Linked DNA regions of Homo sapiens: region 2 is linked to region 1. A link is an interaction called in ENCODE POLR2A ChIA-PET data of the cell type or tissue named here. Cell type or tissue: GM12878. All regions are shown on one strand.

What was found. Peaks named below come from ENCODE experiments on the same cell type or tissue, not always from the same donor. Only the 100,000 strongest peaks of a DNase experiment are listed, where the experiment ranks them.
Region 2: POLR2A ChIA-PET joins it to region 1 with 5 read pairs; 6 of 35 experiments call an interaction of 5 or more read pairs at or near these places.

The regions. Positions count from the first base shown.
Region 1 is chr20:1,953,060-1,957,059 of GRCh38, forward strand. The region is part of intron 2 of PDYN-AS1 (PDYN antisense RNA 1); the gene reads left to right. Among named protein-coding and RNA genes, the nearest start is that of PDYN-AS1, 7.8 kb to the left of the region's middle. RefSeq lists an enhancer at 1,454-1,543. In GM12878, no CTCF peak of the experiment used is centred here; a DNase peak (open chromatin) is centred at 1,622.
Region 2 is chr20:2,111,177-2,115,176 of GRCh38, forward strand. The region is part of intron 2 of STK35 (serine/threonine kinase 35); the gene reads left to right. Among named protein-coding and RNA genes, the nearest start is that of STK35, 11 kb to the left of the region's middle. In GM12878, no CTCF peak of the experiment used is centred here; a DNase peak (open chromatin) is centred at 1,925; H3K27ac peaks cover 1,718 bases.

The sequences.
Region 1 (4,000 bases):
CCAAAAACCAGGGAGGCACTCAAATATGAGAGGGGGATGGAGGGAGGGAGGGAGGAAGGAAAGGAAGGAAGGAAGGAAGGAAGGAAGGAAGGAAGGAAGGAAGGAAGGAAGGAAGGAAGGAAAAGAAGAAGGAAGGGAGGGAGGGAGAGAGAGAAGGAGGAAGGAATAAGAGGGGAAGGAAGGAAGGGAGGGAGGGAGGAAGGAAGGAAAAGAGAGAGGGAGGGAAGGAGGAAGGAAGGAAGAGAGGGAGGGAGGAAGGAAGGAATAAGCAATTAAATTCTTCATTCTCAGGCTCCGGGCTTATCTGACTGGTCAGAGGAATGGATCAGTAGCCCCCATTCATTCTCCTCTTTCTGGAGTCACAACTTAGGTTTGTAGCTGTCTAATTTATTATTATATGGTGCAGTGCAGGGTAATTATACACTGTGGTATAATTTGTTATAACTTGGGCTGAGGCCTATAACTGTATAATTTATTATTATACAGTACAGTGTTGAATAATACGAAGAGTATATAATTTATTTCAGGCTTACGAGCCTAACCTGTAATCCAAATGCAGCATGCAGCCTATGCAGATGAGTTAATGTTTCTACGGAAACCTCAACTTAGATATTTCTTCATCTCTAGTTCCTTTCTTTGGGCTTCTCAGAACACCTGTGTTACCAAGTTCCTGGTACTTTTTGTTTGGTGCAAGACTGACATGTTGGGTAGCCCTGGCCCAGGCTGAACCGGTCTTGCATATTGGGTCATGGGAAAGAAGGGTCCAGAGCTGTCACCCTGCCCAGTGACAGTTGTCATCACAGGGAGGCCGCAGCTTGCCAAAGGTATTACTGGCAGCAGATACAGAACCATGACCAGAACCCCCATTTCTGGGTCCCCAGGAATGAGGAGGCTTGCCGCACCTCCATCTATTTATTAGATAACTATTCTTTGCTCCGTTCTCAGCACTGGAAACACATCATGGGACCAGGCCCCTCGTGAAGCTTGCATTCTGGAGATTAAGAGCCTCCGTCTCTCTGGTCTCTTGTTTCTTAAAGTGTGGACTCTAGACCAGCATCTTCAGCATCCTCTGGGAGCTGGTTGGGAGTGCAGCATCTTAGCCGCAAGCCTCACTGAGTCTGCATTTTCTTTTTTTTTCTTTCTTTTTTTTTTTTTTTTTTTTTTTTTGAGAGGGAGTCTCGCTCTGTCGCCCAGGCTGGAGTGCAGTGGCGCGATCTCGGCTCACCGCAAGCTCCGACTCCTGGGTTCATGCCATTCTCCTGCCTCAGCCTCCCGAGTAGCTGGGACTACAGGCGCCCACCACCACGCCCGGCTGATTTTTTTGTATTTTTAGTAGAGACGGGGTTTCACCGTGGTCTCGATCTCCTGACCTCGTGATCCGCCCGCCTCGGCCTCCCAAAGTGCTGGGATCACAGGCGTGAGCCTCCGCACCCGGCCAAGTCTGCATTTTCACAAGACCCCCTGGTGATTCATTCACACTGAAGAAGAACTGCTGGAGTTGCTGTATGATTTAGGGGAACCATTTTCTTCTCTACTTCCCTTCTACCCAAAATATATACCATCTCACTGAGTATTGAAGCGGAGTTCCTTTTTTTTTTTTTTTTTTTTGAGACAGAGCCTCACTGTGTCTCCCAGGGGAGTGCAGTGGTGCAATCTCAGCTCACTGTAGTTTCCACCTCCCTGGTTCAAGCGATCCTCCCACCTCAGCCTTCCAAGTAGCTGGGATTACAAGCCTGTGCCACCACACCTGGCTAAATTTTGTATTTTTAATAGAGATGGGGTTTCACCATGTTGGCCAGGCTGGTCTTGAACCCCTGACCTCAAGTGATTCACCCACCTTGGCCTCCCAAAAAGTGCTGGGATAACAGGCGTGAGCCTCTGTGCCTGGCCCCTTCTTCTTTTTTTTTTTTTTTTAAAGAACATGTATTTTTTTCTTTTACTTTGGATGCAGAAGTTCATTATGTACCTTTTGGAATTATAAAACAAAAAAATATATATAAAAAAATCACCCAGAACCCCACCATTCAGAAGTGACACTGTTAATATTTTAATGACCAATCCATCAGACTTTTTTATACATACATATACTTTCTTTTTACAAAATTTCGAGAAAAGATGCAATAGTGTTGTATTCAGGCTCAGAAAATAATACCCCAGAATCTGGCGCTTTGACGTGCTGAACTGAAGAAGCGGTTTCAAGGTCTCTTTCTGACCTTGCCCTGCCTCCCTGTCTCTCTGATCCTCTTACTTTCCCAAAGCACCAGGAGGGGCTGTCGCTGGAATTTTCTTATCTGCCTAAGAAAGCTTCTTTCCAAGAGAAATGCAATTTCTTAAAACTCCCCGTCCCTAGGAATCTCATCAAATAACCAGGAAAGATTAACCACTGGAAAAGAGACTAGATGTAGTCACCGTGCTCAGACAGACTTTCATTTGTTTTTCTGAGAGCAGCTCCTAGAGATCACCTGGGACGCTTCATCTGCATAGTAAGACAATCTTTGTTTACAGTGAAGGTCTGCCCCTTACCTTCCCGCCACCTCCCCCAGAGCTCAGAAGAATTTTGTCTCAGGCAGTTGTTCTTTAGGATCACTCATTTCCCCTAAAAAGTCACTTACTCCTATACCTCCCATTTCCCCTTCCCCGATGAAGAAGGGCATATAAGGGTTATTGGGTAATCATTCTCCTATAATTCCCCTGTGTTACTCACATTAAATAATTTATTTTATTATTATTATTATTTTTTGAGAGGCAAGATGTTCTTCTGTTGCCTGGGCTGGAGTGCAGTGGCACAATCATAGCTCAACTGCAGCCTCAAACTCCTGGGTTCAAGTGATCCTCCTGCCTCTGATTACCAAGTAGCTGGGACTGTGGACACATATCACCATGCCTGGCTAATTTTTTAAAAAAATTTTTTGTAGAGACAGGATCTTGTTTTGTTACCCAGGGTAGTCTCAAACTTCCGGCTTCAAGTGATCCTCTCACCATGGCCTCCCAAAGTGTGGAATTACAGGCATGAGCCACCATGCCTGGCCTTGTTAAATACAATTTCATATGCCTTTTTCTTTTACTAATCTGTCTATTATAGTTCGTTTTCAGCAAACCTTAAGAGGACAGAGGAGAAGCTTCCCTTCGGCCCTTACAATTGCACAGTGGCTCTCAAAACTGAGCATACATTCACCTGGAAGGGTTGCTCAAACATAGATTGCTGGGCCCCACCCCCAGAGCTTTTGATCAGGAGGTCTGGGACCAGGCCTGGGATTTGGCACTTCTAACAAGTTCCAGGTGATGTGGGGCTGCTGGTCCAGGGACCACACCTTGGGAAGCACTGGACTCAGTGTTCTAAGATTTCCTGAGCACCAGTAGTTGGAATCCAGCTCTGCCACCCACTACCTGCCCACAGGGAAGTTAGGCTGCCTCTCCATGATGCAACTTCTGAGTCCACAAGGACAGTACCTGCCTCATAAGATTATTATTATTATAAGGATTATATGAGTTAATTAGTAAAGCACACAAGAAGTATTAATTATGATGAATATGCATATAATTGTTTAATCAAGATTTCTTAACAATTGTTCAAAAACATTTTTCAAGTCATTATTCTTCAATGTATTTGCTTTCAAAGGCTGTGGGCTTATCCTTCATAGTGATGTATTTATCTAGTCCACAGTCTTCAACTAAACAGTGCTGCAATGAGCATTCTCATGGATAAATCACAGTGCACCTGTCTGCTTATTTCCTTAGGATATAATGTGCTAAATGTGAAATTGCTGAGAAAAATTACATGAGCATATTTAAAACTTTTGATATGTTTTGCTAAATGGCCTTCCAGAAAAATTATACTGATTTATAATGCTACCAGCAGTATATGAGGTCATCTTTTCCTTATATTCTTATTAATATCCCATGTTATTGGTTTTTTAAAATTATGCCAATACTTTGTTTGTTAATTTGAATTTCTTTGATGACTACTGAAGTTGGATGTCCCAGCTTCAATATCTCAGGA
Region 2 (4,000 bases), 160 kb after region 1:
AGTCAGTCGGCCACTAGGCTGTCTCCCATCGCCAACCCCTCATGCCTCCATAAGGAACTTGTTTCATTGTCCAAGATATGCTCTTTCACAGTTTAACGTCTCTGAAATCAGCGGTTGACTTAGTCAATGGTGTGCCCATAGCGTTGTCAGCAGCCTATATGGCTTACTTAAATGGTATGCCTTAAAATTGGTGACTTGTAGATTCTGTAAGCGACACATCTCTAAAATACGTCAGTGGCCAGGCGTGGTGGCTCATGCCTATAATTACCCAGTACTTAAGGAGGCTGAGGTGGAAGGATTGCCTGAGCCCAGAAGTTCAAGACCAGCCCGGGCAACATAAGGAGACCCTGTCTCTACTAAAAATAGAAAAGAATAGCCGGGCGTGGTGGTGCATGGTTGTAATCCCCACTACTCTATTCGAGAGGCTGAGGCAGGAGGCTCCCTTGAGCCCAGAAGGTAGAGGCAGCAGTGAGCTGTGATTGGCTGCACTCTGGCCTGGGCAACAGAGCTAGACCGTTTCAAAATAAGTAAATAAATAAAATGTATTAAGAACTTTCAGTCACTTCCCATTTCTTGGAGTCTAAATCCACCTTAGAAGATATCCAGCCTCATTCCGGCACATCTACAGAAACTCTTCTGTGATTATCCAGACTACTCGTGTCCCTGGCGCACACCCACCTGCTCCTGTGCCCACTCCCCTCATCCTGGGAGACGCAGCTGCAGGGCCTCTCGCAGTTATTCTCAGCCTGCCTTCCTCTCATCCCAGCTTCTCTCCCAACTCTTCTGGCAGATCCGGGCCCGCTTCCTAGTTCTCACAGCTGTAGTCATTCTGCTTCTAATGACCAGAAGCCTATGTAAGGGCAGGGATGCCCCTCAGCTCACCGCACCTCTGTCTCAAGAGCAATGTGTGCTCAGAAATTGTTGAAGTGGCGTTGACTAAAACCTGGAAATCTAACTTCTGGAGAAGGCTTAAGGATAGGCTTGTAAAAATCTAGAGCATTTTGTATTTCTTTACAGGAAGTGCCTGTCTTTCCAAAGCTCCTACTGGCTTGTCTTTATGCTGAGCCTGCTGGCCTCACGTTTTTCAGCGAAGCAAGCCATGTTTTTATTGGGAACTTAAGCACTACTGATGAATTTCCATGACTAATGAGATGCAAGACACCTGCTTGGTTTTGTTCTTGGGTTTACTTTAAGCATCTTCTCTCCCTGTGGACTGTGGCATAGGATATGTTTTGAAATACATAATTTATATTATGGTCACCTGACTGTCAGACTTGAGGGAAAGGTAGTAAAACTGTCCCCAAAGGCAGGCCTGCCTCTCTTGGAAGAACACTTTTTAGCCCTCTGTGAGCTGGGAGACAGCATGGTCTGGGGGGAGGACTTGCTGTGGGGGTTCTCTCCTATCCCCCCCAGTTACTCATGGTAAGGGCCCTCGGGCAGACTCTGAAGCCTTTCTCAGCCTTAGTTGCCCCACCTGTAAAACGGTGCCTGGTAAGATGAGATAGCTCACATAATAAACTTTTAAAATAGTACCTGGAACCCAGTAGGCTTTCACAGGCTAATTTACCTCAAATCCTTACTATCTCCAAATAACCTGCCTGTTTTCTCCCTCTCTGGGAAGGAAGCTAAATTTGTAACTCTTATTAATCTTATACAACTGTCAGATTATACCAGACAAGGGAATTATAAAACTTAAGTAAATTTTATTTGTTCCTCTCAGCTCAAAAAACTGAATTTCATGTGGGGATTTTAGTGGTTGCTGCATATATCTATTCCAATTATATATCCTGAAACTGGGGAAATACCCGCAGTTGTGGGTGGGTCGGGAGCCCACTGTGAGATGGGCCTGAGCTGAAACTCCATGGATCACCTGCCCTCCATCAGTCCTGTTCTGACTGGTGGACCACAGTGACAGTTTGGTTCTTTGGGAATTAGTGTCTTTTTGGAACTTGTGTTCAGTAATCCCCTAAAGTTTGATTACTTTCCCTTCCTCAATGCACAGGCACCTTGGAAATGACTGCAGGTCTCCCTGGGGAGGCCGGAAGACTGAGTAAGAAATCTAGTCCCCCGACCTCAAAACATCTGCAGAATGTGCCAGCATTTCTCAGGGTTAAGTAGAAGAGTTAAGCCATAGATTGCTAACCAGAATATCTGGTATAATTTAATAAAAACTAAAATAAAAATATGAAACTAGGGCCTTGGCTGGTCAGAAGAGGGAAGTTACTGGGAAATCAAGTGAGTATAAGATAGACTGGTGTTGCAGCTAGCCTTAAGGTGCACATTTCAATTGTACCTGCAGAGATTGTGGGGGCAGCAGGCCTAGGGAGAGGGATCACTTCAAATAGGAATAGCCTGGTCTGCCTAGAACATGGGTTTCAGCTGTTACAGCCTAAGAAGTGTGATGTCTTAGATGGAATAATACACTTTCATTCTAAGATCTAAATTTCATCTTTTGCCTAACATGTAAAAACTTACTCTTACGGCCTACAGCACTGGGATTATTGAAATCGGTGACTTCCAAGGATTTGGTTGGGGTTGAGTGGGAATGATGATGTTAGTGATGGTCAGTGGTTCATTTCCCCAAAAAGATCTTACATTCTGCCAAATGTAGTTCCTATCTGACTTAAGTCACAGTACTCATGTGGTATAGTTTCATTCTCTCATTTGATAGATGTGAAGACTGAGGTACCAAAAAGACTGAGGCTCAGAGAGCTTCAGGGACTTGCCCAGGGTTCCAGCCATCTTTTCATCACACCTCAGTCTCCCTGTGTTTTCCTTGAAACAAAGAATCCACCCAGTGAGGCAGTGGTCAGAGTTGGGGTCTGAACCCAAACTCTTTGTTTCCTGGTCTGTGTTTTTCCTGTTACTTCACCAAGTGCCTCCGAGTGCCTGGCATCATCCACGTCGCCTCCTTCCATCTGGTCGTGAGGTAGCTGAGACCCCGTTAGACAGTCTGCTTGGAGTAAAGGACTAGAATTCTGACATGTTTGTTTTCTCCCGGGAGTTCGTGTGTGAAAGCATACGCTGCAGCTTCTCATGAAAGAAGTCCAGGGGCCTTTCCTGCGCAAAGAAGTACTTTTGAGGCCAGGTGCTATTGAGAAGCTGGGACTATTGAGGCCACTGCACCCGGCCTCAAAAGTACTTCTTTTGGAAGTACGTTGGGAAGCCAAGGCGGGAGGACCACTTGAGCACAGGAGTTGGAGGCTACTGTGAGCTATGGTCACACCTCTGCACTCCAGCCTGGGTGACAGAGTGAGACCTTGACTCGTAAAAATAATAACACTTTTGTATCTGGGACAAATAGCTGCACTCCCAGTTTTCCATTCTGTCATACCCACTGTTACTGGGTGTGATTCTGAGAATACTTCTTCCTGTCCAGAATTTTCCTCTCAACAAACAGCCCCTCCTGTAGCATCTCCTGAGTCTAGCTCCTTCCTCAGAGCAGCTCCTCAGTCCGAAGGTCCAGTCTCCCCCAACCACTCACAAACTTTGGGTTCTTTTTTTACCATTTTTTCTTTCCCTGGATTCTCATAACCTGGACTTAGATTATAGTCTGTTTTGCAGACTTGTTTTCTTTTTCCTTAGGTTGCCATAGTTACTAACTTTGTATATAAAATAACCATCATTCCTCTTCCTTTATTCCCCCACCAGAAGTTTCAGTGTTTTCTGATGTGGCCTTTGCAAAAGGAATTGGATGGCTTTTTGATCTTTTCCTTTCTGGTTCTACCTGTAGTACACATTTCTTGCTCTCCTTTTTGTGGGTCTTTAGCATCTGGATTGACTTGGGCTTCAGATTGATGCTTCATTGTGCAGTATTTTTACATAGAGGGCCTCTGCCCATGACCTAGATAGAGGATTATGAGAGGGGAAATAACTGATTTGAAAAGAACAAAAAACATCTGCCCTAAACTGGTTCTACCTGTATTACTTTGATTGTGAGTAATATAAGCAAATAAATTATATAATTACAAGGGAAGTGAGGGCTATCCGATTGTGATCA